4 separate regions of the Mus musculus genome follow, and all the other regions are linked to region 2. The links are chromatin loops, found by intact Hi-C in ENCODE. Cell type or tissue: heart. All regions are shown on one strand.

The links. A loop is a pair of places that touch in the nucleus more often than their neighbours do. Peaks named below come from ENCODE experiments on the same cell type or tissue, not always from the same donor. Only the 100,000 strongest peaks of a DNase experiment are listed, where the experiment ranks them.
Region 1: it touches region 2 in a loop (2.9-fold over the local background); 6 of 42 quality-filtered maps call a loop at or near these places.
Region 3: a loop joins it to region 2, with 4 times the contacts of the local background. A loop is called at or near these places in 3 of 42 quality-filtered maps.
Region 4: a loop joins it to region 2, with 3 times the contacts of the local background. A loop is called at or near these places in 8 of 42 quality-filtered maps.

Annotation. Positions count from the first base shown.
Region 1 is chr4:8,506,648-8,514,647 of GRCm38, forward strand. No RefSeq gene overlaps it. Among named protein-coding and RNA genes, the nearest start is that of Rab2a, 25 kb to the right of the region's middle. In heart, a CTCF peak has its summit at 3,678; a DNase peak (open chromatin) is centred at 3,824; H3K27ac peaks cover 354 bases.
Region 2 is chr4:8,377,474-8,385,473 of GRCm38, forward strand. All of the region lies in intron 1 of Gm42252 (a long non-coding RNA gene), which reads right to left. Among named protein-coding and RNA genes, the nearest start is that of Gm42252, 38 kb to the right of the region's middle. In heart, a CTCF peak has its summit at 3,388 (motif pointing right); no DNase peak of the experiment used is centred here.
Region 3 is chr4:8,663,686-8,671,685 of GRCm38, forward strand. No RefSeq gene overlaps it. Among named protein-coding and RNA genes, the nearest start is that of Gm8273, 20 kb to the left of the region's middle. In heart, CTCF peaks have their summits at 1,910 (motif pointing left) and 3,168; a DNase peak (open chromatin) is centred at 3,176; H3K4me3 peaks cover 334 bases; H3K27ac peaks cover 734 bases.
Region 4 is chr4:8,640,678-8,648,677 of GRCm38, forward strand. It overlaps Gm42253 (a long non-coding RNA gene), which reads right to left and starts at 4,169. Exons shown (of 4, transcript XR_881099.1): 1 at 3,873-4,169; 2 at 2,943-3,038; 3 at 2,287-2,369. Gm8273 (predicted gene 8273) reads right to left here and starts at 6,780. Exons shown (of 1, transcript NR_168732.1): 1 at 6,286-6,780. In heart, CTCF peaks have their summits at 62 (motif pointing left) and 3,238 (motif pointing left); DNase peaks (open chromatin) are centred at 6,524, 6,854 and 7,784; H3K4me3 peaks cover 2,274 bases; H3K27ac peaks cover 2,056 bases.

The DNA.
Region 1 (8,000 bases), 130 kb after region 2:
TGGTTTAGACCCTGGGAGCTCTGGGAGTACTGGTTGGTTCATATTGTTGTTCCTCCTATGAAGCTGCAAACCTCTTCAGCTCCTTGGGTTCTTTCTCTAGCTCCTCCATTGGTGACCCTGTACTCACTCCAACGGTTGGCTGAGAGCATCCACCTCTGTATTTGTCGGGCACTGGCAGAGTCCCTCAGGAGACAGCTGTATCAGGCTCCTGTCAGCAAGCAGTTCTTGGCATCCACAATAGTGTCTAGGTTTGGTGACTGCAAATGGGATGGATCCCCAGGTGGGGCAGTCTCTGGATGTCCTTTCCTTTAGTCTCTGCTCCACACTTTGTCTCTGTCTCCTCCAAAGAGTACACATGGAGGGATCCATGGCTCCAGCTGCATATATAGCAGAGGATGACCTTGTTGAACATCAATAGGAGGAGAGCCCCTTGGTCCTGAGAAGGCCTGATGCCTCCGGTGTAGAGGAATACCAGGACAGGGAAGCAGGAGTTGGTGGTGTGATGGTTTGTATATCCTTGGAACAGGGTGTGGCACCATCTGAAGGTGTGGCTTTGTTGGAATAGGTGTGACCTGGTTGGAATGGGTGTGTCACTGTGGGTGTGGGTATAAGATCCTCACCCTAGTTGCCTGGAAGTCAGTCTTCCACTAGCAGCCTTTGGATGAAGACATAGAACTCACAGCTCCTCCTGCGCCATGCCTGCCTGGATACTGCCTTGCTCCCACCTTGATGATAATGGACTGAACCTCTAAACCTGTAAGCCAGCCCCAATTAAATGTTGTTTTTTATAAGACTTGCCTTGGTCATGTTGTCTGTTCACAGCAGTAAAACCCTAACTAAGACAGGTGGGTTGGTGAGCAGGGGGAGGGGGCAAGGGATAGGGGGTTTTCAGAGGGAAAACCAGGAAAGAGGATAACATTTGAAATGTAAATAAAGAAAATATCTAATATAAAATAAAAGAATAAATAAATAATTTTTTTAAAAAGAGTGGCGCTTGCACATCTGGCTTCCCACTGCTGCTATTTGTTCTGCCTGGGCCCACAGCCTATGCAGCCTATCAGTGGGTGGCACTGCCCCTGTACAGGGCAGGTCCTTCACCTACACATGCTGTCTCCCATATGTCAGCAACCTGGAAACACCCTGACAGGCAAATGCACAAGTGTACTTTCCTGCTTTAAGGGAAATATCTCAGTTCAACCAAACTGACAATCAGATTTAACCATCACAGCAGATACGGATTCAAATGTGACAGAGCCAGACTCACGGACCTTCACTGAGAACCCCAGCATGTGAGAGAATAAGGCAGGAGGACTTCAGTAAGTCTAAAGTTGCCCCGAACTACACAGTCTAGATAAATAAATAAATAAACAAACAAACAAACAGAGCTAGTTTTGTTACTTTTCTTACTACTATCACAAAATACATAAGAGGACCAATTTATGGTTTCTTTGGCTCATGACAAATGACAGATGACAGAATGGCTCCCTGGCAAAGGAAGTGTGTGATGGAACTCTTCATATCAGATGAGATACTGAGAAAAGAATCAGAATCAGTGCCTGACTATGACCTTCAAAGATGTACCCTGGTGATAAGTTCTGCCTGGTCCAAGTCCTGAAAAATGCCACAACTTTTCAAAACAGCACTGTCAGCTGGGGGGGGGGGGGGGGCAAGTGTTCAAACACATGAGCTTGTCAGAAACACTTCACTTCAAACCAGTACAAAGTAATCTATAGTTGTTTTTACAAACCGTCTTAGAGTTACTGTTACTCTGATGAAACACCATGACTAAAAGAAATTGGTGAGGAAATAATGTATTTGGCTTACACTTCCATAGCACTGTTTGCTATGTAGGGAATCAGGGCAAGAACCTCGAGGCAGGAGCTGATGCGGAAGCCATGGAGGAGTACTGAGTACTGCCTTGCTCAACCTGCATTCTTACAGAACCCAGTTCCACCAGCCCAGAGGTACCTCCATCAACAATGACTTGACCCTCCCACATTAATCACTAATTAAGAAAATGTTCTACAGACTTGCCTGCAGCCTGATCCTGTGAAAGCATTTTCTCAACTGAGGTTCCCTCCTCTCAGATGGCTTTAGTTAGTAGAAACTTGACATAAAACTAGCCAGCACACAAACCAAGTCTTCTATGCACAGAGATAAGAAATGACTGCATTGATACAGGAATGAAAACATATACCAACATGTCAGCTGAATAAATTCTAAAGTATTAGGTGATAGGTGAGCATGGTGGTTTGAATGAGAAATGGTCCCCAACAGGCTCATATGTTTGCATTCTTAGACCCTAGTTGGTAGAAATGTTTGGGAAGGATTAGGAGGTGTGGCCTTGTTGGAGGAGGTGTGTCACTTGGGATGGGCTTTGAGGTTTAAAAACCCACTCCAGACCCAATCTTTCTCTGCCTCTAACTGTAGATCAGGATGTAAACTCTTAGCTACTGCTCCAGTGCCATGCCTGCCTGATACCATGCTGCCTGGTATGTTGGTCATGGACTCAACTTCTGAAATTGTAAGCAAGCCCCTGATTAACTTTTATTAAGTTGCTTCATATCTCTTCATAGTAATAGGAAAGTAAATATGACAGTGAATTTTAACATTATCTTTTCAATCATTTGTATTCTTTTTTTTTGTTGTTGTTGTTGTTGTTGTTCATTTTAAGACAGGGTCTCAGATGTCAGGCCAGCCATGAAGTCATCCTGTCAATGTTTCATATCTCTCCTTGTACTTCTCAAGTGCTAAAACTAGGTGTCTGCCAACACACCCAGATAAACTTGGTTTAATAAGTATTTATCTTATAAAAGTTTAAAATGGATGTTGATTGATAGTGACAAAATTGAAAGTTCTTTGTTTTGTATTTCATTTTGTTTGGGTGCTAGAGATTAATATAGGGCTTTATGTATGCTAAGCACATCCTCTGCTTTTGAACTATGCTTTAACCCCAAACTCAAGACTTTTAAAGAGATATCAGTCATTCACTCAGAATATAGCCCAGATCCTAGTACACATGAAGCCCTGAGATTGAGCCACAACACCACACACACACACACACACACACACACAGAGAGAGAGAGAGAGAGAGAGAGACAGAGACAGAGACAGAGACAGAGACAGAGAGACAGAGAGAGGGAATGCACAGAGATAAAAACAGAATACAAGACATAGAAGGAAAAACAAACACTTAGAGTGTATCCAGTATAAGCTGTGATGGTTGGTATTATACTCCAGCTCCCAGGGCAGGATATTTAAAGCATATATCCCACAACCAAGAATGTAGCTCAGGCTGTAGCACCTACAAGGCTGTTGTTCACATTCTAAAACAACAACTACAACAGATAGAAAGTAGGAAGAGAAAAAGCAAACAGTTAAGAGTATAAAAGCCTGCATGAGGTAGAATAGATGATGGACGGATTGTCATCCTCATAGGATCAGGGTCACCTAAGATTCAAGGCTCTGGGCGTGTCTGTGAAGGAGTTTCGAGGTCAGGTTAACTGTGATAGGAAGACCCACTCTGAATGTGTTCTTTGGGGCTCAGCTACTTTAAAAGTTACTAGACGGAGGATGAATCAAGGACAGAGCAGGGGTTTGTTTGTGGTTTTAGAGCCTTTTCCTTTAAGAAAAAGTGAGGCCCCTGGCCCTGCGCAGGTGCTGACACAGCGCTCCTTCAGATCAGCGCTGGAACTGCAGGGGGCTGGAACTGCAGGGGGCTGGACATGCAGGGCGGCTTTTCATGGAAGCTGCTGCTTTCAAAGCCTAGTGATCCCACTCCAGCTTTTGCTCACTTTTTCCTTGGCGCTCTCCCACGCATTCAGGGCTTACTCATCACAACCACTTCCTGGACACCCCTGCTCCAAACCTCTGCTCCTTCCTGGCCCTCTGGAATGTTCTCTTACCGCTCCCTCGCCTGTCAGGATCATGTTGACACACCCATTGCACTGCCCCAACTCTCTCCAGGGCTAACTTTAGTACCTTAGGGTTCTTCACATTTCCGGAGCACGGAGTATGGAACCTGACTGACCTTGGCGTCAGACTGAGAGAGCCAAATCAAGGTATACTGATGAACTAGGACACTATACAATGTGTCATTTCTAGATTAGCCCCCAGATACAAATAATTACAGAAAAGAAAGCACATTCATTCTTCCTAATACATAAATCCTCCTACCAACACTGCCTAGCTTCCGTGTAAATATAACAGATGTAGATTTCTATATTTTTGTTTGTTTGTTTTTCACATCAGCAGGTCTTTGTAATCAATATCTGCTTTTCAGTCTACAGGGACAACTATTAGCTTGATTCTATTCTTGAATGTCATGTGAATACGTTGAGAAGGAGGATCTGATCAGACCCAAGTTGATCATGATGATAATGAACTATGCTTCATAGAGCGGAATGACCGAGAAGTCACTAAACAGCAAAAGTGGTGGTAAATGTTTAAGTGTTTGTGTGTGCCTTGCTCCTGGAGCCAATCTGCTTTTCCATAATTTTGGATCCTTTTGCATTGTGTGACATGTTGATACCGGCTGGATGGAAACCGGGCCGCCCAGGACTCAACATAAAGAAGAACTGATCGACTTTACTGCAGAATTTACAGCTCTGAGCATGGGTGAGCGGGAGCCAGAAAGAAGCACAAAGCCTGTCTGTCTGCCTCCCGCAGGCATTGTGAAGTTGTCCTTGGCTTTGTGAGTCAGAGGGGTAGAGTAGCCTTAGTAAGTCAGGGGATCGCCAGGTTCGTGATGGTGACTGACATCATGGGAACGGGATCTTATTGCAAAAGAGTAAGGGAAGGCAAATGCAGACGGTATATACGTAGCAGGGAAAGGAAGAGCCCATCTGTCTTAGCCCATTTTGTGTGACTATACATGCATATCACAGAACAGGCAAACGACAAAGAACAGAACTGTATCTCTCGACAGTCTAACAGCTAATGTTTGCACCTCGTGAGTGCTTTGTTGCTGTGTCCTCACAGGGTCCAGAGACAGGCAAAGGGCAAGCTCTTCATTCAGTGCACAACAAAGGACAGTGAATCAACCCAGCCAGACTTCTTACACAGAAGAGCTTTTCTCAAAGCTTTATGACCACACATGAGATCATAGTTTGGGGACCCAAGTAGGCAGCTCCAACAACCACACTCAGCTGAGAAACTTATTTTCAAACTCTTTTAAACAGTAATATTTGGATGGTGACTTATACTCCATTTCATTTCTACTCCAACTAAAGCACATCACATCAGCTGGGTGTGGAGTTCAAGTCTGACACTAACTGTGCAGAGCAGGCAGAGACCTTACAGATCCAGAGCCAAGTCCTCTACAAGACAGCCGTCACCTCATACAGTCAGGCTTCCCCAGGACATCCTCGCTTCTCACTGCCTTAGTAAACCCAGAGGCTCCATAACATCCTCAGATCTGATCGTTTGCTAGAGCATGGTATTTACAGTAACATTTTATTATAAAGAATGCACATAGCTGTATGAGATGCTTAATTATAAACCCACAGGAAGATTGAGAAAGGAGGATTCAAGCCCAACTTGTGTTACGCAGCCAGACTCTCTCTCTCTCTCTCTCTCTCCCCCCCCTCACCCCCTCTCTCCTCTCCCCTCTCCCCTCTCCCATCTGTAAGACCAATGAAATGAGATGGCACAGTAAATAATGACACTTGTTGCTAAGCCTGACCTGAGTTTCATCTCTGGAATCACATGGTGGAAGAAAAACCCAACTCCTACAAGCTGTTCTCTTCTACCACCAAGGCATGTGTGCCCACATACATGTACATACACTAATACAATTTTAAAGGGAAATGAACATGCTTAGAACACCTGAAATCCAGAAAAGAACATGGAACAGCACCCTTTCAGCACATTACTGTGGTTTCATTATGAAACTGATAACTGATTAAGTCCATAACCATGATTGATTCCTACCTCTGACTCCTCTCCCTGCAGTGAAAGTGCACCCCAGTCTCCTCTCTCCTGCAACTTCCCCCAAAGAAATAATAGTGTTAGCTAATACTGGCTAGAGTAGTTTTGCACTAATCCCTGTCACACACAATAAAGAGCCACACCTCTTGTAGATTTCTCAGCCACACGGTCACCTTCAAAGCATGCAGGTTGCATTTTAAGTTTGGTCTAGTTAGGGTTACTATCACTGAGATGAAACACCATGATGAAGACAAGTTGAGCAGGAAAAGACTTATTTGGTTTACACTTTAATATACACATATATGTATATATATAATATATACATAATATACATGTATACATATATACATGTGTATATATGTACATAAAGTATATACAAGTATATAATTAATTTTCTTTTATATTTGTCTTAGTCGGGGTTTCTATTCCTGCACAAACATCATGACCAAGAAGCAAGTTGGGGAGGAAAGGGTTTATTTGGCTTACACTTCCATACTGCTGTTCATCACCAAAGGAAGTCAGGACTGGAACTCAAGCAGGTCAGGGAGCAGGAGCTGATGCAGAGGCCATGGAGGGATGTTCTTTACTGGCTTGCCTCCCCTGGCTTGCTCAGCCTGCTCTCTTATAGAACCCAAGACTACCAGCCCAGAGATGGTCCCACCCACAAGGGGCCTTTCCCCCTTGATCACTAATTGAGAAAATGCCTTAGAGTTGGATCTCATGGAGGCATTTCCTCAACTGAAGCTCCTTTCTCTGTGATAACCCCAGCTGTGTCAAGTTGACATAAAACTAGCCAGTACAATTGACCCCTTGTCAACTTGACACACAAACACATCACTAGTAAGCCTCAACCCTTACATTCTTATTCATCTCCAAGATCTAAATAACTTTAAAGGTCCCACAGTCTTTACATATTCTTAAAATTTCAATCTCTTTAAAATATACATCTCTTTTAATATCCAAAGTCTTTTTGCAATTAAAAGTCTCTTAACTGTGGGCTCCACTAAAACAGTTTCTTCCTTCAAGAGGGAAAATATCAGGGCACAGTCACAATCAAAAGCAAAAGTCAATCTCCAACCGTCCAATGTCTGGGATCCAACTTACAATCTTCTGGGCTCCTCCAAGGGCTTAGGTCACTTCTCCAGCCAGGCCCTTTGTAGCATACTCGTCATCTTCTAGGCTCCAGATGCCTGTACTCCACTGCTGCTGCTGCTCTTGGTGGTCATCTCATGGTACTGGCATCTCCAAAACACTGCATGACCCCTTCAGTCCTGGGCCATCAATTGCAACTGAGGCTGCACTTTCACCAATGGCCTTCCATGCCCTCTCACAGTGCCAAGCCTCAGCTGCTCTGCTCAACTCCTTCATGCCTTCAAAACCAGTACCACCTGGGTGACCCTTACACATTACCAAGTCCAGCCACAGCACAAGGTACAACTTTGGCTATATCTGGAACACAGCCACTGTGCTCTCAGAAAACACTTCCCAGAAGATGTCACCTCAGTGATGCTGGTCTCTTCTTAGTCACCGCTAATTTCTTAGCTCCAGCTAACCAGCATCAATAGTCCCAGTAATGCAAAGTTTTTGCTTTAGTAGTTCTGGTATCTTGTTAATCACAGCTGATTCTTCAGCCCCAGCTAACCAGAACTACAGAATCTTCACAATCAAAACAGCAATGGCCCTGAAAAGAGTCTTTAATTTTCCCTCTGAAATTTCACAAGCCAGGCCTCCATCTTCTGCACTGTTCTCAACATTATCTTCCAAGCACCTACAAAACATCTGACAGAGCTCTTAACAACGAATGGATCTTCAAGCCCAAAGTTCCAAAGTCCTTCCACAGACCTCCCCAAAACATGGTCAGGTTGTCGCAGGAATACCTCACTCTGCTGGTACCAATTTGTCTTAGTCAGGGTTTCTATTCCTGCACAAACATCATGACCAAGAAGCAAGTTGGGGAGGAAAGGGTTTATTTGGCTTACACTTCCATACTGCTGTTCATCACCAAAGGAAGTCAGGACTGGAACTCAAGCAGGTCAGGGAGCAGGAGCTGATGCAGAGGCCATGGAGGGATG
Region 2 (8,000 bases):
TGTAACTCCAGCTCCAAAATGTTTGATGCCCCCTTCTGACCTCAACAGCCACTGCATGCACATAATGCCCATACATACAGGTAGGCAAAATGCCCATACCTATAAAAATATTTTAAAATTGCCAAAAAATAAATAAAAGTTATAGATATTTTTAAAGGCCACATTGAGATATCTGGGGTACAAAAAAAAAGTGCTACATTTGTTATAGTCAGCATCACGCAAGCTTCCCCAGGACTGACACTGCAAAACACCCTGCAAAAGTGCAGACACTCAGAAGCCAAACAGCATAGCACCTGAGGTCGTGCTAAGACCTGCTCTCCACCATAGTACACAAAGCATCAAGCAATAGCCGCACACCTTGACTGCCCTTCATCTGAGGACATCAAGATCCTGCCAAGCAATACTTACTGCCACTCTGGTGCACCAAGCACCTCAAAAGCTCTGTGCACATGACCAACAGTGTTCACATATGAGAAGCCCAAGGTGCCATGCTTGCTAAAGGTCACATAGCTGAATGGGATGAAAAACTGATCCGTTGTTTTACTCCAGTGTCCTCCTCCACCGTTTCTATAAAAGGTGAGATGTGTCAAACTCATGGTCATATTTAACTAAAGTCCATGTCATGAGGTGCTCAGTGGAGTTTGGTTTAATTACCTCACCCTCTTCCAAGAATGGTCCCTGCAGACACATAGGGGAACTGGATCCTCAGTCCCCAGGGCTAAGCTTTCTTTGTTCACTAGATCTTTTGCAAACTTGTATCAAATCTTGTATTCTATAAACTAAGCATCAGGTATTTGGGAAAAGGAAAAGCAAGCTCACATAGTGAAGTTTTTTTTTTTAATGTAACAATTGATAAAGTAGTATGTAGCTTTATGCCGCTAGACTTGGCTGCAGGATTCAGTTAGGAAGTGGACCTCAGTCCTCCTAACACTGGGACCCTTTATCTGTTCCTCATGGTGTGGTGATGCCCAATCATAAAATTATTTTCATCATTATTTCATAACTGTAATTTTGCCACTGTTATGAATTGCAAATATCTGTGTTTTCCAATGGTCTTAGGTGACCCCTGTGAAAGGGTCACTTAACCCCACACAGGGGTCATAATCCATACGTTGCCACAGACTGAACATTGCTGAGTTAGAGACTATGTACGTACCCCTAGTACAGTGCTGGCCTTCCATGCACAAGCCCTGGGCTTCCTCCCAATGTACCCACAAAAGAGAGATCCATTTTGATCGTGAACATTTTTCAGACCATTTGGATTCCCTCCACAGGATACCACAGAATGTGAGGGAAAGATGTTTGTCTGGTCCAGGTGTACACACTCGGCCTTCCTTCCAGAAATCATTCTCATGTATCTCGTCTAGTTAAAGATATTGGATGCTGTTCAGACAAGCCATTCTTACATCTTCTAGGATGCTTAGCTACTTGCAGAGTGTGACCTTTCATGGAGTGAACATGCTCGGAGTCAATTCTGCGTGGGAAGTCGTCTTGCTATGCTCCCCAAACCTGCTAAATTCAAAGGAAGACTAGGTTCGTTTCCTAGGTAAAAGTGCCACAGACTGATGGCTTAAGCAACAGACTGTGGGGGGTTTATTCCAAACCTTGGCCGTTGGAAGTCAGAAATCCTAATGCCTGCAGCGTTAGGGTTTGTAAGCCTCTGTCCTTGGTGTGCAGGTGCATGCCTCTCTGTCTTCACCCATCCCTCTTGTTTCTGCATCTCTGTCTTCACCCATCCCTCTTGTTTCTGCATCCAAATTTCTTCTCCTTACAAGGACATCTGCTACACAGGTTTAGGGCCTATTGTAATAGTCTCATTTTCATTTAATTACCAGCTTAAAGACCTCTCTAAATACAGCCACAAATTCAGGCGACTCAGGGCTAGAACTACAACCTGTGAACCAGGGATGAGGATGGACAGTTCATCCCATAAACAGAAAAGGAGAGAGAAAATAAAGACACCATACAAATGAGTCTTCAATTCTAGGAGTGAACATTCCTTGGAAACCTGCTACTCACAGGTATCCAGTGACTAATTCCCAGTGCAGCCAGCCCCTCTCTCTCCATCAGCCTTCCCGGAAACTCGTCCACCGGTATTACCATCTAGACAAAGTTTCCATAAACTTCTTGGATTTGGCCAGCCAGCTATGGCTTCCCTACCCAGATAGCTCAGCGTGATCATCATGTCGGTTTAGCATTCAGCATGACCATCTTCAAGATGTACCCAGCATGGCCATCTTCCCTGTAACTCTCAGACTCAGCCATACAAGATATGAATGCATGATGTGCTGGCATCATTGCTGTCTTCAACACTCAGCCAATGTGTCTGAGCTACTTGGAAAGATCCATCCTCTTAACAGCTGATATGATTCTCATATTTTGTTTACTCCAAACATGGACTCTTGCCTTCAGGCCTCATAGAGAGCAGCATTCCAAGAACATATTAAAAATGTCTGACATAGTGTGCCCAGCAGACAAAGTGTTCCAGTGTACTGACAGAGGGTTGGGAGAGCCATAACTCACACATAAAGATCTGTGGCCTCTCCCAGACCACCCTGTCTCACGCTTCACTTCTGACTTGAAAGCCAGAGGCCTCTGACCTAAAGTTCAAATTGACTTGAAGAGACTTCAGGCTTCTATTTTGGTTTTCATGCAAGGAAATACAAATTTAAGATATACCAGAGCTGAAAGGATTCTCAGTGGACAAGAGTCCACATGCATGAAGACTTCGGTCTGGATCTTCCAGCACCCACATAAAAAGCCCTGAGCATCTCAGGCACCTGTAACGCAAGTGCCAGCTGGGAGAAGTGCCTTATGGCTTGCTCAAACCCAGCAAGCTCTAGGTTCCATGAGACACTCAGTCTTAAGAGACTAAAGAAGAAAAATAGAAGACATTAATGTCATCCTCTGGCCTCTACATGTTCATGCATGGATGCACTCATCTGTTCACACACACATACACACACACAAAGCTATATACATATATGTACACATGCATGTGCATACATGTGCCTGAAAATGTTGCATTATTTCCCCCTCTGATCTACATAAAAAGTAAAGTTTACTGGAATATAAAATAAATCCTGATTAAAAGTTAAGACATATTAAACAGAAACACTTTTAATCATTTACTGTCAAAAACAACTTAAAGTTATTGGATCTGTTATTTGTACTCTTCCTCACATATTTATGCTGGTTTCCAGATAAAATGGGGTGTGTCTCATGGTAAAAACATTTGTCTTAGGTCCCTAGAGACTATAGAGATCTATGACTTTACTGCACTGGATCTTTCCCTCCTGATTCTTGTAGTTTTAGATATCTGTCCTGAATGTAAGACTGTAAATATAGAATAAATTAGATGTAGGAAAACAAATGAGCACCAGGGGGCAGCATAGACCTGATCCTGCACTGGGTCTTGTACAGGTCCAAAGTGACTCTCTACTGAAGACATATCAGAATCTGAAAGTACTCAAGAGTCCCTACCCAGAAGCCCCCGGTAGCAAATTCGTGACCTTTCTATACGGTGCTGAATTCCAACTTTCTGGCTGAATCCTATCTGAATTCTTATTGGTGTGGGGAGTCACCCCAGATAACAGTGCAGAGAGAAGTAGCACTCATGACAAGATCTGAATTCAAGTTCCAAAGTCCCGGGTGTTTTTGCAGGGGCAGAAGGCAGAGAGACATGACTGCACAACATGGGGTCAGGGAGCCATCAGGACCCCAGCCTTGGTCAGGAGACAGCAAAGGGGAGATTAAACCTTAGGAAGCTCAAAAGAATGCAAGCTAACATGTTGCACCTTTTGTTAGGACTTCTCTCTCCAAAACTTCATGACTAGAAGAGAAGGACATTCGAGAGATCAGCAAATGAGACAAAGTAGCTGAGGCCTCGCTGGTACTTGCTTTGTAGCCTGGAACCCAGAAGTATGGAGTCACAGAGAACTTAGCCAGCCTCACTCTCTGTGGGACAGGTAGCCTCCTAGTTTATCAGGTACCCGTGTGATTTGTTCTGTCAAGCTGTAGGGTGAATGGAGCAAAGGAGTGTGGCTTGGGACTGAGCCTGGGGCAGCAGTGCTCACTCAGCTCCTGGCTGCCCCTGCGGTTCCCACACACCGGCTTGCATTCATCCCTGTGATTGATGCTCCTGGAGCAGCCTGGAAACTCTGCCTGTGAGCTAATTATTATGGGGGACTGACCTGCGTCCGCTGGTCAGGAGTGAGTAAGGCGAGGGGTAGGTGAGAGCTGGCTATTCACAAGAGGGCAGTCTTTGATGCGAACGAAGCGGAAAGTTTGGCCGAAACTCAACACCTCTCAGAAGTAGAGATTAGTCAAAAGGAAGAAAGGAGAAGGCATTGTGGAAGTCTTCAAGGAGGAGACAAAGATGCCTGTGTTTTGTATCGCTCAGCTGCCTCAAGAAAATGTCCATTGGTTTTCTTTCCACTCCTTTTTACATTTTAAGTGGAATCTAGTGAATGTGTCTTTTCAGAGTTCCCAATTCTGCCGTTTCCACTACACCTCATGCTGCCATGTTAATGAAGCGTCATCTTTCCAGAGAGTGTGGGAACAAAACCTATTTGATGACCTCTCAGAACAAACACTGAGTCCTCCAAATATTTCCCTGAATTAAACCCTCTACCCCACAGTCTATTTCCTTTTTAAAATGCCAGTTTGCCAACTACTTCAAACCAACAAACAGGGCTTTCCTTCACCCTCAAGCCAGAGGGCCCCTGTGGAGTCCCACACTCTATGGGAATTCCTGAGGAGCAGGCATGAAGGCAGCTACCCTCAGGGTTTAGTAGCAGCTCCGGTGCCCAGGATGCAGGACATCAGCCTTGTATCCTGCAGTCACAAGAATGAGCGTGTACAAAGACGTGGAATGACCTTGCAGATTATTCCAGCCCCTCAGGGCACAGATGAAAACAGAGCCTGGAATGGAAAGGCAAACAGGTGCCACATGGGGTGCTGCAGGCAGAACGGGAGACCCCAGAATCAAGGACAACTGGGCAAAAGCCATATTCCCCACCCCTGTCCTAAATGAACTGAATGGACATTTCTAGAGGCAGGATCTGGGAACATGTATTAAAACAGCACGGTACATCATGTCTCCAAAAATGAAGACATTACACAGAAGAATTAGCCCCAAGAGGAGGAGGAGAGGCTCGGAGCTGAGTTTGAATCCCAGATCTGCCCTTTGACAAACTGGTGCCTCTGAACTCTGTTTTCTTGGCTGGCCCTGAGAAGATGTGAGTACCTCACTGTATGTAGAAATTCTTAAACCCTGGGGGCTAGCATGCTCTCTGCCACCTGGAGGTGGGAAGTCAACAAGACTGCTAGAGTTGAGTCCTGGAACCTCTGGCTGTGAACTGGGTGAGCTTGGACACACCATTGGTCCTCCACAAAATCTCCACCCAAAAGTGCAGGTGATATTCCCTCCTGACAAGAGTGGTTATAAAGATAATATCACACACACACACCATAAAATCGAGAAATGGCGCAACCACCCTAGGGCTTTGCAAAAGGCAGAATCAAAGACAAGAGATTAGTTCCGTGGAGAACAGGAGCTCTAAGCAGGTAAGTCTCACAGGTATTAGCTGCTGCAAAAACAAAGGAAGGTGGTGGCCTGAAAGAGCCCCAAATCCAATGTCACTAGTCACAGGTAGAGCCATTGTGGGGTACGGTAATTAATATTGCACTGAAGAAATAGCTGCTTCTGCCTTGGAGATGCCACAGGAGACAGGTGGGGAAGAGGAAGGCCCTTCCTTCCCTTTACCCCACTCTCCGGTCTCCTGCCCACAGGAGGCGTAGTCAGAAGATGCAGAAGTAGAGTGACTAGGGACAGAGCAGATGCTGGGCCTGAGCAGGTCACACACACGCACGCACACGCACGCACACGCACACGCACGTGCGCGCACTTACACACTCTCAAGCACAGAGGAAGTAGATTGTCTGTGCCTTTCATTGTAGTTGTTAGCAAACAATAGCAGCCCCAGTGGGCTCTTTACAAGAAAGGTGAGCTGGCTTCATTATTAAAGTTGTGTGTATTACATAGAGACAGCATTTTTCTGCCACCACACAGAACACTCTGAGATGGTGAGTAATACATTATTTCACAAGAAACTGTGGTGCCGGGAAGGCAGAGACCTGAAGGTACTCTGTGCATTTACATGTGCTAAACAAGTGCTGGGTGTGTTTGTGTGACCAAATAGGATGCTGTCACAAAGGTAATTGACTGACTCACTACATTGTGCTCATTAGCTTGGGGATGTTTGTTGGTTTGGGGGTTTTTGTTTGGGGGTTTTGTTGTTGTTATTGTCTATCAGACTGACACAAACTAGGGTCATTTGGGAAGAGAGAACCTTGACTGATTAATTGCCTGCATCAAATTGATAACTATAGGCAAGTTATCAAATAATGATATAGAGACACGCCCAGCCCGCTGTGGGCAATACTAATTATGGCCAGGCGGTCCTGGGTTGTATGAGAAAGCAAGCTGGGCAAGCCATGAAGAGCAAGGCAGAAGCTTCTGCCTACAGGTTCCTGCCTTGAGTTCCAGCTCTGACTTCCATCCCTGATGGATTGTCAACTGTAAGATGAAATACACCTTTTCCTCCTCAGCTCACTTTGGTCAGTGTTTTACCACAACACTAGAAAGCAAATGAATAAATCATGTACAGTAAGTATAACTACTGTGGTGTGTGTGTGTGTGTGTGTGTGTGTGTGTGTGTGTGTAGGCATGTGTGTAGTGTGAGCATATGTGTGTGTGTTTGTACATGTGTGTATGTGTGTATGTGTGTGTGCATGTGAATGTGTGTATTTGTGTGTGGTGTGTGTGTATATATGTTTGTTTGTGTGTGTGTGTAGTGTGTGAATATGTGTATGTGTGTGTGTATGTGTGTGCATGTGTGTATGTGCATGGATATGTGTGAGGTGTGTGGTGTGTGTGTGTGTGTGTGTGTGTGTGGTGTAGTGTGAACATGTGTTTGCCAGTGTGCCTCCCATGCAAGTACTTGTGGAGGACACAATTTGGTGTTAAGTATGTCCCTCTATCGCTCTCCAACTTGTTTTCTGAGTGAGGGTAGCAGGACTGTCTCAGACCCACCACCTCCTGAGTAATGGCATAGAAACGTATTACTTATGACAATGTAGGCACTATAGCTGGGTACCTGCTAACTCATCTAACTTATTTTAGTCCACGTCTGCCACATGGTCCATTACCTCTCCTGTAGTCCGGGTACCTGTTTCTTCCACTTTCGAGTCTTGCTGGCAAATCTTCCCTTGCCTGCTTCTTCCCAAAGCCCATCTCTGCTTGGAAGTCCTGCCTTTCCTCTTTTGCCTCAACTATAGGCTGTCAGATCTTTATTAAGCCAATCAGAAGGTGAAAGACATGTGTGTTTACAAAATACTAAGGCGGGCGATAATCCATAAAAATAACCAAAGTCCACATAGTACTCATCTCTCTGCTGGTACAGAAATCAGCATTTGAATTATGCAAAGACAAACTTTAGAGAGTGCACAAAAAGATTTGTGCACAGAAAATGCACAAAAATACCCTCCCTGAACCTGGAGCTGCCATTTTGAATAGACTGGTTGTCCAAGAACTACCTGAGATCCACATGTTTCCCACACACATGCTAAGTGCTGGAGTTACAGGCACACACTCATCTGGCTTCTAGGTGGTGCTAGGAATCTGAACTCAGGTCACCATCTTTGCCCAATGAGCCATCTGCCCCGATCCTAATTGCTTTTTTTTTTTCTACTAACTTTTCAAATTCATCATTTGCTTTTCAGGAATTTAGATCTAGTCCAATCTGAGTAAATGTTGCTAAGTTTCTGAGCTCAGTACTAATAAAAGGATGTTCCAGCAAACATGTGTGAGAACCACCATGATGGCAATGTTTTCCCTAAAAAAGCATATGTGTTTTCACAAGCTTTGTCCTTTTTCCTATCTCCGCTCATGAGGGTGATTAAACTAGTCCCTTCATAATAATATAACATGTATACTC
Region 3 (8,000 bases), 290 kb after region 2:
TCGAGGGGGTCGAGACTCACAGGTTGAGAACCTACTCATCTAGCATCGCGTGAAAGAAGATTAATCATATTTTTGCATGGTTCTTACATGAATAAAATTACTAATGGTCACTCTGTTCTATGTTTCTATTATAGTAGATCCACTACCTGAATGTACTGCTGCCTATCCTCCCTTCTTTCCTTCCTTCCTTCCTTCCTTCCTTCCTTCCTTCCTTCCTTCCTTCCTTCCTCCCTCCCTCCCTCCTTCCTTCCCTCCCTCCCTCCCTTCCTTCCTTCCTTCCTTCCTTCCTTCCTTCCTTCCCTCCCTCCCTTTCTGTGTTAAGGATGGAAGCCAGGGCCTGTGCGTGCTAAGGACATACTTGACCAGTAAACATCAACACAGTCTCTTCTTCTCTTTAAGTCTGAAAATTTTCTTTTTGTTCTTCAAGTCTCCTCCGAACCCTTCCTCAACTCTGAAAATGTATTCCCTGGTTCTCATTCCCGTCACATGAGGAGAAATCTCCATATACTTTCTATGTAATCCCTGTAACACAACTGTGTTTCCCCAGGTACATGAGACTTGTGGGGTCGGAGACTGTAGCTTATATTAATTTGTGCATCATTAGACTCTGACACAGAGCCCAACATAGCAAATATTGATTGACTAAGAAGACTTTTTTTCAATGCATAGTAGCACAAGTCTTTTAATTGAAACTATATATTTTCAGACAATATAGTCTGATTATGGTTCCCCTCCCCCAGTTCCTTTCATATTCTCCCCAACTCCCCACTCACACAAATCCACACCCTTTCTTTCTCTTTTCCTCATTAGAATACAAACAGGCATCTAAAACTAATTTTTAAAAAATACAGTGCCGGGCGTGGTGGCGCACGCCTTTAATCCCAGCACTTGGGAGGCAGAGGCAGGCGGATTTCTGAGTTCAAGGCCAGCCTGGTCTACAAAGTGAGTTCCAGGACAGCCAGAGCTACACAAAGAAACCCTGTCTCGAAAAACCAAAAAACCAAAAAAAACAACAAAAACAAAAAATACAATAAGATAAAATAACAAACAAAGCAGAATAGGACAAAACAGTCAAAGGGAAATCACAGGAAACACATGTAGGTGCAGGGGACACACACAGAAGCAAACACGGCAAAGGAAAGCACAATGTATATGCAAAAAAACTATACAACAACAACAAAAAAGAATAAAACGAATACTCAGACAAAGCACTAAGGAACAGGGAACCTACAAAACTGCCATTGCGTTCATTTTGTGTTGGCCTTCTACTGCTGGCCGTGGGGTTTGTCCTTAAGAGCGGTTTCTATACCTAGTGAGAGTCCATTGAAAAGGGTAAGTTCTCCTTTGCAAGTGCTTATAGACTGCATAGCACTTCTCTAGGGATGGGGAGCTTGAGTGGTCACCCGTCTTTAATCCCAGCACTTGAGAAGCAGAGACAGCTGTGTGTCTGCAAATTCCATGTCTGCCTCATTTACATGTGAGTCCCTGGCTAGCTAGGACAGTGTAGTACAAACCTGCATCCAAAATAGATGGATAGGTAGGTAGATAGATAGATAGATAGATAGATAGATAGATAGATAGATAGATGATAGGTAGGTAGGTAGATGATAGATAGGTAGGTAAGTAGATAAAGATAGATTTGGTCTAATTGGTGATAATTTAGCTAAAATTTTGGTTCATTATGTTCTTACAAACATTGTCATCTTTTTATACTCCACAATAAGTTGCTAATTTAATACTTATACTAATTAAAACTAGGTTTGGCTGCAATATTAAAATAATATTAGTATAAAAAATAGAGGGCTGGAGACATGGCTCAGTGGTTAAGAGCACTGTCTGCTCTTCCAAAGGTCCTGAGTTCAAATCCCAGCAACCACATGGTGGCTCACAACCATCCATAATGAAATCTGGTGCCCTCTTCTGGAGTGTCTGAGGACAGCTACAGTGTATTTACATATAAATAAATAAATCTTTTTTAAAAATAGAACATTTTGAGGCAGATGATGGTGACACAGGCTTTAATTCTAGTTCTTGGGAGGCAGAGACAGGCAGAGGCAGCTGGTTTGAGTTTGAACTTAGCCTAGTGAACAGAGTGAGTTCCAGGACAGGGAAGGCTACACAGAGAAACCCTGACTCAAATACACACACACACACACACACACACACAAAAAAAGAACATTTATTGTTGTTTTGTTTTATGAAATAGTTTTCACTATGTTGCCCAGGCTAGTCTCCAACTTAGAGGTTCAAGTGATCCTCCTGCTTCAGCTTCCACAGCTGGGATAATAGATACAGCCTCACTAAGCCTTGGCAGAAAAACAATGTATCCCAGCCCCACACAAATTCAAGGCTCGAGTGGGCTTTGGTTTTTTTTTTTTAAGAATTATTTATTTTATGTATATGAGTACACTGTCGCTGTCTTCAGACACGTTAGAATTGGGTATCAGATCCCATTAAGATGGATATGAGCCACCATGTGGTTGCTGGGAACTGAACTCAAGACCTCTGGAAGAGCAGTCAGTTCAGATGGCTTAGCCAACCTCTAAGCCATCTCTCCAGCCCCAAGAGTGCTTTTCAAATGAGTCCCTATGCCATGTCTTAATTCCAGATCTGTGATAGAGGGGAAGCTAAGACACTAAAAGTCAAAATTCAACACCTGCCTTGGCAACTTAGTGAGATGTCTCAAAATATTAAGAAGTAAAAAGAGTGGGGGGTGTAGCTCAGAGGGTTCAATTAGCATGCATGTTTTTCTTCGGTTTTCAGGGAGGGGCAGAGGAAAAGAGGGGCAGGCACAGGGGTGGGGTAGGCAAATGTAGATTTCAATGTATCCTTCCCAACTCTTACCCTTATCAGAAGGCCACGCTCCATACTTCTGGAGCATTTTAGCACAAAGCAGGTGAATACGTTTCCAGATACAGGTTTTCCTGTCTTAACCGGCTCTTTGGCCTTAACATCAGGATGAGACAGACATGGTATGAGGTAGAGTGGAAATAAAGGCGATGAGTAGAGAGAAGAGAACAGTGTTTACAAAAAATGTTTCCCGTTCTAGCACTCCATGGGGCCTCTGCCTGTCGCAGGCTGTGTTTTCTTTGAGCTGTGTCTCCCCTTAGCTTTGGGGGCTGGGCTCTCTTCCAGCGCTAGTATCAGACAGCTGCAGTTCCACCTCCAGCAGCTGGGGGGCTCTATTCCACCACGGCCCACTCAGAGAAGCGATTAATTCTCACCCTTTTCCTGTCACATAAAGGAGGTGACTTCAAAGGCCACAGAACATTCTTCTCAACAGTACAGAGGGTATAGACTGCCACCTGCCTGCCCGTTTGACACTAAGGGGGCCCACCCTGTGCTGCTCTGGCCATCCTTGTTGTATGAAGCTGATTCTAACATCAGACACCTTCCACCAAGACCTCAGAAACCCAGCTCCCTTCCTTAACTCTCTCTGGATTTTTTTTTTCCAATCTCCCAGAGTTTTGGAGCAGGCTGCTGGACATCTCCCATCTCTACCTAGCTGAGGACAGTGTCTCCTGCCCCTCAACTCCCATCCTTCTGCAAAAGGGCTCCCTTGTCTTCGCTGCCCAAGTTCCTCGTATCCAAATAAGGAAGCACACAGCTTCCACTGTTCCCGTTGCCACTGGCGCTTCTTGCTTAATTATCTGTTCTCTGGTTGCATTCTACACATCATCATGAGCCGAACATGATGATGTCATCATTGACCTCCAGATGACCTCAGTGGACAAAGACCTTAGATTCCTCCATTCCACCGGGGCACCATTGCCACTTCCAATAGTTTTCTGTCGCACTATACACTCTAGACCTGTCCTCATTTCTCCTTCCTTCCTTCCTTCCTTCCTTCCTTCCTTCCTTCCTTCCTTCCTTCCTTCCTTTCTTTTTTCCTTTCTCTTTTCCTTTCTTCCTTCCTTTCTTTCTTTCTTTCTTTCTTTCTTTCTTTCTTTCTTTCTTTTTTTCTACTTTTTTAGACAGGAAAAAAGGAACTCACTATCCTGGAACTCACTTTATAGATCGGGCTGGCCTGGAACTCACAAACATTTGCCTCTGCCTCCAGGGTGCTGAAATTAAAGGTAAGCACCACCATACCTGGCTCTATGTCCTTATTTCTTGTGACCATTCTGTTGGGAAATAAAACACCCACACTGCCATTGGACATTTAACTTTGTCTTGGGTGGAGCATGGTGGGTTTGTGCATGGCTTCCTTTGGCACAATGAGTTCTATACGGTTGGCACAATTACTATCTCTGCCTCACAGGTAGGTAAGGATGGAGGATGCTGGCCTTGGAGTTCTTTGGAGGTAAGAGATGAGCTCAAGGTGACAAAGTTAGTAGGCCACAGCTAGACACAACCCCAGCACCGTGAAGTTTCATCAGAAAAGCTTCCTGCTCCTCTTCAAGAAGATGGTCGTTCAGATGCTCTGGGCTTCACCAACAGCCTTCCTCAGGACCCATGTCTGCACTGTCTCGCCACATAGGGAAGTACTGGACTTTCAAATGGCCTCATGAACTTTTTATAACGAAACAGAACATACACAAAAGTAGAAAGAAATGTGCAGTGTTGCCTCCCTCCCTGGGTATTATAAGTCCAACATACATCAATGTATGGCCTCTCTTGTCTGTGCTCCACCATTTCTTCACACTGTTAATGCAAGTCCCAGAGGTCACGTCAGTTCGGCTTTAAGCATAGTTATGTGTGCATGACAATCCAGCCATCACCAAACAGCACCTGGTCTTATAAGATCAAAATGGAGCTGAGAGAACCCTGATACCTATAATGTCATAGCCACCCTAAAAGTCTTAGCACATTATATCACTCTTGTATTTGTGGTGACACTGATGTAAATATACCTACCGGTCAAGTGCAGGAAGGCCCTGGGTTTGGTCACCTGCAACTGGAGGGAGAAAGGGAGGAAGGGAGGGAGGGATAGATAGATACTATCTTGGAGAGAGGAGACTGTAAAGGAAGATTTCAAGTTCACAACCCGTCTGGGCTTCTTTGAGAATAATGTCAAAAAAAAAAAAAAAAAAAAAAAGAGCCAGGTGTGCTGACATACACCTTTAATCCCAACACTCAGGAGGTAGAGGCAAGTAGATATCTGTGAATTCAAGGCCATCCTGGTCTACAAAGTGAGTCCAGGACACCCAGGGCTCTGTTACACAGAGAAAAACTGTCTCAAAAACAAAACAAAAAACAGAACAAAACAAGCAAGCAAACAAACAGAAAGAACAGTACATGTGGTTGTGCACAGGACATAAATACTTGACTATGGTAATAAACCATTATGTTGCTGGTCTGTGTGTTTGTCTTTTTGTATCATTTTATGTGTACTCTTTACAGAGGAATGCTTTTGTAAGCAGCACATAAGGAGGGGCCAGCAGCAGCAGCCCCTCCTGTTGATCATGCCTGTTGGTTGCATCAACAGGCTGTGTTGAATGACAGACCTGGACCTTCTAGGTCACTGTACCTACCAGCTGCGAGGTTCGTCCAATGACAGCTTGTGTAAGGATGTGCTTCTCAGGATATCTTCGTGGTGCCTAAGCAACAAATGATTGTATATCACTATATGTATAGGACTCAAGGCTCATCAATCAAAAGACTGAGCCTCCATTTCTCAGCAATCATTAACTGCCTACGATTCTTCATCCAGGGATGGGGCCTTGTGACATTCCCTCCATTCACACTGGCATGTCAACTGGCATTGTCATTGTTAAGACTTGCTTAGGCTGAGATATTGTTGAGATCTCATGGGTACAGCTTCCCTGTCATATATAGAAGACACTATCTTTAACCGGGATGTCTCCGTCTTCTGGATCCTATAATCTTTTCATGTTCCCTGAGCATTACCTGTAGGGTTATGCAGTAGATACATCAACTGTGGCTGGACACTTTACAGTAAGTCCTTCTCTGAAGTTTGGCCAGTGTGGCCTGCTGTAGTGGTCTCCAACTATTCAAAAAAGGTTCTTTGGTGAGGCTTGAGGGCTACATTTTTCTGTTATCTGTGGGTGTGAAATAAATATTTAGTAAGTAGTTAGAAATTATGTTGACTTAGGAAAGTGACAGTAGTCGGCAAGGTAGATCACTGAGTTTGAAGCTAGCCTGGTCTACAGAGTGAGTTCCAGGACAGCCAAGGCTACACACAGAAATCCTGTATTGAAAAACAAACAAACACCCAGCAGTGGTGGCACACGCCTTTAATCCCAGCACCTGGAAGGCAGAGGCAGGCACATTTCTGAGTTCGAGGCCAGCCTGGTCTACAGAGTAACTTCCAGGACACCCAGGGCTATACAGAGAAATCCTGTCTCAAGAAGAAGAAGAAGAAGAAGAAGAAGAAGAAGAAGAAGAAGAAGAAGAAGAAGAAGAAGAAGAAGAAGAAGAAGAAACAAAAACAATAGTAGTAAAGAGAGAAAGAAAAAATAGATCTAATGAATTAAATTAGAAGGAGGCTTAGAGAAGAGGAAGATCAGTGGGAGGGGAAACAGGCCATGGTAATAAGGGATTGAAGATCATATATATATGATGTCATAATAAGGGCTGGAAAGATGTCTCAGCACTTAAGAGCACTGACTACTCTTCCAGAGGTCCTGAATTTAATTCCTAGCAACCACATAGTTGTTCACAACCATCTGTAATGGAATCTGATGCCCTCTTCTGATGTGTCTGAAGACAGCGACAGTGTACTTACATAGAACAAATAAATATTTTTAAATGGGGGTAGGGGAGCAGAGGGCTGGAGAGATGGCTCAGCAAGAGCACTGACTGCTCTTCCAAAGGTCCTGTGTTCAAATCCCAGCAACCACATGGTGGCACACAACCAGTAATGAGATCTGATGCCCTCTTCTGGTGTGTCTGAAGTCAGCTACACTGTGCTTATGTTTAATAATAAATCTTTAGGTTGGAGCAAGCAGAGACTGAAGCAAGTCTGACTGGAGCAAGTGGGGCTGACTGGAGCATGGCCGACCAAATTGAGTGGAGTTGACCAGAGCCAGCAGAGGTCCTAAAAATTTAATTCCAAACAACCACATGAAGGCTCACAACCATCTGTACAGCTACAGTGCACTCATATACATAAAATAAATAAATTTTTTAAAAAGATGTCATAATGAAACCCATTGGCTTGTACAATTAATCAATGCTGAAAATTAAAACCAACAAGCAACAGGACGCAGACTGGACAGTTCAGCTGTTAAAGATGTGCTCTTTAGGTGCCTTCTAAAAGATGAATATTAATCCCAACACTTAGAATGTTAAAACCTGTTTCTCTAGTCTCCCTTTAAAGTTGGTAATGCTAGTAGGCTATTCTGAAGAAGTGGAAGCAAGATGATTACAAGTTCAAGGCCAGCCTGGTACATAGTGAGTTCCAGGCCTTTATATGAGACCCTGTCAAAAAAAAAAAAAAAAAAAAGTCGGCAGTGGTGACCCGTGCCTTAAATCCCAGCACTAGAAAGGCAGAGGCAGACAGATCTCTGAGATTAAGGCCAGCCAGGCCTATAGGGTGAGTTTCAGGACAGCCAGGACTACACAGAGAAGCTCTGTCTCGAAAAGCAATCAATCAATCAATCAATCAAGAACTCATATAAAGATTTTAACCACAAAATCATCAATATGCCTAAGAATTAAACTATTATTTTTTGTTATAAAATATCCCATGAGATGAAATTTCTTCAATTGTCTCATGAATTAAAAACATCCTTACTCGTTTATTTGTATTGCAAGTGTGTTTGTGTCTGTAGGTATATGCTCCCGTGGAGAGATCAGAGAATGTGTAGTGGTGAGCTCACTCCTATCATATGAGTCAACTGACGGAAACTGGGTCTGCAGGCTTTTCAGCAAAGGTCTTTTCCCAGTGAGCCATCTTACTGGCCTCTCTTTTTCTTATCTGTTCCTCATATTTGGACTCAAATAAAACCCATAAATTACAGTTAGGTTAATGAGGATTTCTATATCCTCTGCCCCTTGCCATCAATTTATTAAGAATAACAGACCCTCACTGGGGA
Region 4 (8,000 bases), 260 kb after region 2:
TCCAGAGGTCTTGGTCAAATCCCAGCATCCACATGGTGGCTCACAACCATCTGTACTGAAATCTGATGCCCTCTTCTGGAGTGTCTGAAGACAGCTACAGTGTACTTACAATAAATAAATAAATAAATAAATAAATAAATCTTTACAAAAGGGGAGAAAGAAAGAAAGAAAGAAAGAAAGAAAGAAAGAAAGAAAGAAAGAAAGAAGGAAAGAAAGAAAGAAAGAAAGATGTCAGAATGCCTAGGCTAAAGGAGTTCCCTGGTCCTCAAAATCTACTGCCTAGAAAAGTGTTTTCTTGGGGTCAGTAGCAGAAGTTGATGCCACACTAGCCTTTGTGGTCCAGGCTACATCTTCATCTGACGACAGAACCGGGTGATGCCATAAATATTGTCCATGTGATTTTGAAGGCATGAAAGATGCAAGAAAGAGTACAGTTAAGGACAGACATTATGTGGCTTGGCTCAAACTCCTATGGAGAGGCCTACAGTCGGAGAAAGAAGAATATTGGAGATCTTAGGACTCAGACATCGTACAAGGAAAGCAGCAATTTGGAGTGGAGTTGGCTTAGGCCTAAGAGAGAAATTGTGTGTACTTTAGCTAGCAGAGATAGAGTTGGAACTGCCTTTTGTCCAAGCCTTTTGGAACTCAGCTAACTATATCCTGTGCCCCAGATGCTGGACATGGTATTCTGGAATGTGTATTTACCCTGCTTTGTTTTAACTCTGATGTGATTGTTTTATGCCAAGTTCTTTCCTTTTGGAACAAGGAAGTTTTCTCTGTGACCTTATATGTTGAAATGATGTCACTTAGTTTTTATTTTATAGGTTCTTGTGGTTAAGGGATTTGAACTTTAAAAATGAAAACAATCTTTTTATTTCTGGGCATGTGTATGTGTATCTGAATCTCCTCAGATTCCCTCAGAGGCCAGAAGAGGGAGTCAACCCCCACCTCTCATCCCCTTCCCCTTCCCTGGAGCTGCAGTTACGCGTGGTTATGAACCAGCCAGTGTGGGAGGTGAGAACCAAACGCTGGTCCTCTTAACCACTGAGCCATCCCTCCAGGCCCTGGGAGTTTAATTTTAATGTATTACAATGTTTAAAGACTATTGCAACTTTTAAAGTTGGACTGTATTATACAATAAACATGAGACTTCAGGGACAAGAAAAAGTCAGTTGAAGTCGGTTCTGTATTAAGGTACGGACAGTGATGGTTACTTGTAATTATCAACTTGACACCATCTTAAATCACCTGGAGAGAGTCTCAGTGAGGGACTGTCTAGATCAGGTTGTCCTGTGGACACATCTGTGGGAGATTGTCTTAATTCTACTATTTGAAGTGAGAAGACCCATTCCCCAGGCAGAAGATTCTGTACTATATTGAGAGAGAGAGAGAGAGAGAGAGAGAGAGAGAGAGAGAGAGAGAGAAGAAGAAGAAGAAGAAGAAGAAGAAGAAGAAGAAGAAGAAGAAGAAGAAGAAGAAGAAGAAGAAGAAGAAGAAGAAGAAGAAGAAGAAGAGGAGGAGGAGGAGGAGGAGAAGGAGAAGGAGGAGGAGGAGGAGGAAGAGGGAAAAGAGGAGGAGGAGGGGAGGGGGAGGAGGGGGAGGAGGGGAAGGGGGAGGAGGAAGAGGAAGAGGAGGAGGGGGAGGGGGAGGGGGAGGAGAGAGCATGAGTGAGCATGTGCTCTGGATGGGGGATGTGAAGATGTTCAAGCTCTTCTTGCCTTGACTTCTCTGCAATGATGGACCTGGAATTGTGAGCCAAGGTAAGTTCTTTCTCCTCTAAACTGCTCTTGTGGAGGAATTTTATCACAGCTATGGGTAATGAACACCCTGCAAACATGTAACCACCATGACGGGCTGACTACCTCTTTCACTCCATCTGTGGTGGAGCCTTGTATGAGCATGACAGACCAAAGAAATACAGGCACAGCTGCTGCTAGACTGGTCACCAGGGACATGCCACTTAGTCAAAGGGACACGTGGAATAAAGCAAGCCAACAATAAAAAAGGATGCTGGGCCTTGTGATGCAAGTCTGTAACCCTTGTACTCAGCAGACTGCAGTAGGGAATGGGAATTTCAAGGGCAGCTTGCACCATATGGTGAGTTCTAGGCCAGCCTGGGATCCAAGAGACTCTGTCTCAAAAAAAAAAAAAAAAAAAAAAAAAAAAAAAAAAAGACAATACTCTTGTCAACTGAAATATGTTTGTTGTCTGCTAATGCAAATAGTCCCCAAACTCCTTCCTAGCAAACCTGGCTCTTCCTCCTTTCTCCATCTTCTGAAAGGTTACCTGTGAGCACTGGCCTACACTGAATGATGGGATTGCACCAGCCACAGCATGACCTGGAGGAACAGGTACCATACAGCAGTTGCCTAGAAAGGAGAAAATACTGAGAGGGAGAAAAGTCTTCAGGAAGAGGGTGGGAAAGTGACCAGACACCAAGAAGACTAATGTGTGTGCCTCTATTCATGCCAATGAGCTATGTGCCCGAAGACCTTAGACAATTCTAGTCTGAAGGGAATCCCTGTACACAAAATGACATGGATGTTTGCAGGCTGAGGGTGTGGTGTACGCTTGTAACCCTGTGAAATCAGGGTCATCCTTAGCTGTGTACTGACGTCAGCCTGAGCTGCATAAAACCCTGTCTCAGCACACAAACCAACGAACCTGGAGAGGCGGCTCAGCTGTTAGGGGCACTTGCTGCTTTCTGAGGAAGTAAATGTAGATAGCAGAACTTAGACTGGATGGATCACAATCACCTGTAACTTCACTGCTGGCGTGTGTGTGTGTGTGTGTGTGTGTGTGTGTGTGTGTGTACAGATGGACTAACACACACACACACACACACAGCCCTAAGAAAATAAAACAAACTTCTTTAAAACAAAGAAACAAAAGCCAACCAGAAAGCATGGATGACCAAGGGTCAACTGTGGAGGTACACTAACCTGGCCATAGAACTCAGAAGGCAGATGTAGAAACGTCACCTCAAGCTTAAGGCATGGATTACAGTTTCAGGCTAAGCTGGCCCACAGAATAAGACCCTGTCTCAAAACAATAACAGGTTCAATAACAGCCAAAATGGTTCAGAGGATAAAAATTAGTTGAGGGGGGGGGGGGCTGGTGAGATGGCTCAGTGGTTAAGAGCACCAACTACTCCTCTGAAGGTCCTGAGTTCAAATTCCAGCAACTACATGGTGGCTCACAACCATCCGTAACGAGATCTGGCGCCCTCTTCTGGAGTGTCTGAAGACAGCTACAGTATACTTACATATAATAAATAATTCTTTTAAAAAAAAATTAGTTGATCACCAAAACACAAGGTGAAAGGAGAGAAGCCACTCCAAAGCTGATCTCTAACCCTCACATATGAGCGTCAGCATTTGCACCCACATATACATATCACACGCACGTGTGCACAGAGAGACAAAGAGAGATTTAAAATACAATAAAAAATATGGAAGTTTGACTTTCTATAGAAACATGAAATAAAAATGAAATTTATGTCTGTTTAGTGAATGATTGAAAATACAGTCAGAGGGGGGACCTGGGACAGGAATCCCAGCTCTCCACCCACTGACTGTGAAACTACAGGCACACATCTACCTGCTAGGGCTTTTCAAATGAGAGTCACTCCAGTTTGCACATTTCAAATAGGCATAGCAGTAATCCTTGCATGCCCTCTCAAATGTTTGACAGAACATAAAAAGATGCTTAGCACAGTATCTGGCACACAGCAAAGTTTCCATACATAACGTTACTATATATATAACTCATGGTTATATGTGAGCTGCCAAGACCAAGCTCCTGACCCAAGTGCAGACCTATTTGCAGGGCAAACAGTAGACTGTAGCATATCAGCTGCTGCTTGTACTTACCAGTGGCTTTTATTTCACTCCAAGTCAGCTCTACATTTCAGCCATTCACTCAATAGCTCACAAGTAAAAAGCAGTTTACCTACAAAAATCAATTCATTTAAATGGTAGAAATTTTCATAAATTTACTTCATTCAAATTCCTCCTGTTTCACTCCTGGGGATAACTACAACCTTTTGTCGTTTACTTTTGGATTATCACAAGTGTGAACTACCCATACTCAACTACTTTTAAATAACAATAATAATAATAATAATAATAATAATAATAATACCAGGGTTGCTTAACTCAGCAGTTAAGAGCACTGAGTGCTCTTCCAGAGGTCCTGAGTTCAATTCTCAGCAACCACATGGTGGCTCAAAACCATCTGTAATAAGATCTGATGCCATCTTCTGGTGTGTCTGAAGACAGCTATAGTGTACTCACATAAATAAAATAAACAAATTAAAAAAATACCAAGAAAATATGTGTGTGTCCCAACTGATTTTTTTTTTTTTACTTATTTTATGCATATGAGTACACTGTAGTTGTCTTCAGACATACCAGGAGAGGACATCAGATCCCATTACAGATGGTTGTGAGCCACCATGTGGTTGCTGGGAATTGAACTCAGGACCTCTGGAAGAGCAGTCAGTGGTCTTAACCACTGAGCCATCTCTCTAGCCAGTATCAGCTGGTTTTAAAACACTATTTGGGGAGCTGGTTGCTCTTCCAAAGGACCCAGGTTCAATTCCCAGCACTCCCACTGCAGTTCACAAGCCATTTGTAAGTCCAGTTCCAGGAATATAACACTTCTTCTGACATGGTGAGCATGTGGAAGAGAGAACAAGTTTAGAAGACTCCATTTTCTCTTCTCCCATGTGAGTCCTGAGAGTCAAACTGAGACTACCAGACTTGGTAGCAGGTGACTTTACCCACTGAGCCATTCCATTACCCACTCAGCTTTTTTATCCCTATACTGTAATGGCCGAGGAGGAGGGGGGGGGGGGAGGAGGAGGGGGGAGGAGGGGGGAGGAGGGGGGAGGAGGTAGCAGCGGTGGCAGCAGTGGCCAGGGCTGCCATTAAAGGAAGCTGCAATCTTTTACATTTTCCCTTACATTTCTTATCGCTTCCATTTTCCATTTCCGTCTCCTCCCACCCCCCAGCACAGATTTAAGGAAGGTCTGTAAAATAAATTTATTTAGCACCAAACCTCATTTGGGAGGAATCCCTCTAACAGGAAATGAGCTCATGTCTCTTGAAATGAAGCGTGTCATTAACTTCATCTTCTTTTCTGGAGGCTTCTGTTCCTGCTTTTGTCATTTCCATGTCTTTAATTCTCATTGAGTATTCAATTAAATGAAACCAGTTATTTTATATTTTGAAGAAGGCATGAAGCTAAAACACCATTTCATACAAGCCTGTTTTAACTTCAGAGTAATTTTCCTCTATCCAGTTTCTTGATAAGCAAATACTGAATTTATCCTAAGTTCTCTGAACATTTTCCATTTATTCATATCTTATTTCCTGTGTTTCTCTTTTTCTTCATTGTCTTTTCACTCCTTCATTTTAAATAAAATCTACTACTTTGATACTTGGAGTAAAAATAGAAAAAGTAGTCACTTTTATTAATTTATGAAGTTAGGAGGCACAGTGTCAAGTTTCATTATCGCATTTCATACAGACATACCATACCTTGTTATTAGTCAGTGTTCTATCTAAACTATTCTTTTGTTTTGTTTTGTTTTTTGTTTTTTTCGAGACAGGGTTTCTCTGTGTAGCCCTGGCTGTCCTGACACTCACTCTGTAGACCAGGCTGGCCTCGAACTCAGAAATCTGCCTGCCTCTGCCTCCTGAGTGCTGGGATTAAAGGCGTGCACCACCACGCCCGGCCCTAAACTATTCTTTATCTTATTGTTCCAGCACCTAGGAGACGTCTTTAGGGTAAAAGAAAATCCTTTCACTTTGCTCAGAAACGGGGCTACTCTTCAAGCTTCGGTACTTTCTAATTTCCCTTTATTCCAATATTGGACTTAAATGATTAGAAACACGATTAAAACAAATTCCATATAAATTTTTTCAAAAACAATACAATAAGTGTCATTTCAAGGGTTTTTTTGAAAAGTCTCACCTGTTCTAAGGATTTCAGACACAAAAGGACATCTTAAAATTTTAAATCTAGAATCAGAATCAAGGTATTTTAACAGTATAAACAAACTCGGAAAGCTATTCGGTCTCATTTCAATTTTACCCACGTAGAAAACAAGCATTAAGAAATAAACCTTCTTCTATATCTACACCACACACACACACGCACACACTTTTTTTAATAGACTAGTTAATTTTGCTTAATTAAACGAACTGTCACAGGTTCTAATTAACCTTAAAGACAAAACGAGTTGTTTTTACAAGTTGGCCCTTGTGAAATCCCTTAATATCCATTTTAAAAGAAATCTTTAATGTCGAACACAACAATTTTATTTTTCCTGTTGAGGACCGTATAATTTTTAAACCGCACCTCGACGCCATCGCCCCTATCCGCGATCTCAAACAACTTAGCGTTCCCTTTCTAGGGTCCCCGATCGCCAGGCCCGGGCCGTCCAGTGCAGGGCCTCGCCCGCACCATTTTGACCCGGCAAAGGCGGAACCTACGACGTGCAGCATTCTGGACGCCTCCGCCAATCACAGGGACCGGCCGGCTGCGGAAGCCGGGCCTCCTCAGGCTGCCCGGGCCGCCCGCTCGCTCGGAGCGCACGTCGCGGCGGCTGCGCGGCACTGGCCCTTTAAGCCCGCGACATCCGGGCACCGCGGGCGGCGGCCTCGACCAGAGCCCGGAGGTCCGCGAGGCGGGCGGCGAAGGCAGGAGGGCTCTCGGGACGCAGCCTCGCCTGAGGCAGGTCAAGGACGCCCGAACGAGGGTCGCGGACGCTTCCCCGCGGGGCCGCGCCGCGCGTGTCCGCACCGCTTCCTGCGCGCGCCCTGGGGCGGGGCTATGCGAAGCTAGCCAATCAGCGATGGGCATCCTGGATCCGCCCCCCCCGAGCCCTGGGGAGGGCGGGGCCGTGGGAAGGGCGGGGCGTGGGGGACCTGCTAGCGGAGGTGGGGAATGGGCTGGGAGGAGCCAGTGGTGCGGGCCCGGGCTGCGGGTGCTGTCTCAGTCCGCGGCTTAGCAAACCTGGGGCACCGGCCGTGTTCTTAAGCGATTCCCCAGAACCTTCCACGGGCAAAAATCGGGAAAGTTTGCACTCACTGGTAGAGTACGACTATCTTCAGTTTCAGTGTTTTGAAAGTGGATGCATAGTTTGAATGCGGTATTTATTAAAATTGCAAGTTGGTCACTCAACTGTTTAAATACTGGAATTGGAAGAAACAAGCGCGATACTTTTTTAAAGCAAACACGTTTCTATGATATAGTCTTCTCGGGGGTCGGGGATCTATTTGATCAAGATTCTGTGTCAACTGTTCGATGCTCTGAGTTGGTTTGTGGGCACCACAGGCGTGTTAGCGGAAGATTATTTCTAGGACTCACGGTGACCAACTCCTACCCCAAAAATCTCATTTCTCGTCCCTCAACGAGAACGCTGGAGCCCCTACCTATCTATCTCACTGCTGGTCTTGGGTTCCGAGTATTTTTGAAGAAAAAGAAAATAAATATTGTTCGGCTGTGCAGGCGACTCTGCATCCTCTCGCCGATCTTGTCCCACTAGCCGTGCGCCCTCCTGCTTCCAGACCACCTCTGTTCTGAAACCCAGGCGATTTCACTTGGAGGCTGAACATCTCTTTCACATGGAGCTCAGCACCGATCCTCAGACCTAGTTTCATATCTCAGCCATGACATCTCTACTTGGTCATCAGCCCCTCAAGCCAACTCATCCAGCCCCAGAATCCGTTTTCGTCTGCTCTTCCGCTCAGGGCTCCCTCCGGTTCGGTGCGCGCGCCCGGCGTTTCCACCCGGATCCCCGCTGTTACCTGCTCACTGCGCGTGTCCCACGCTTCAACCCTTCCCCCACCACTACAGTGGACTAAATGGGTGGTGCTCCTTTTAATCCGATCACTTCCCTCCCGTTTAAAATCTTTTAAAGGAATCGTTGTGGCCCTCAGGATAAAAAATACCTTCTAAAAAAATCCACTCAGTGCTCTGTCTGCTGGGTT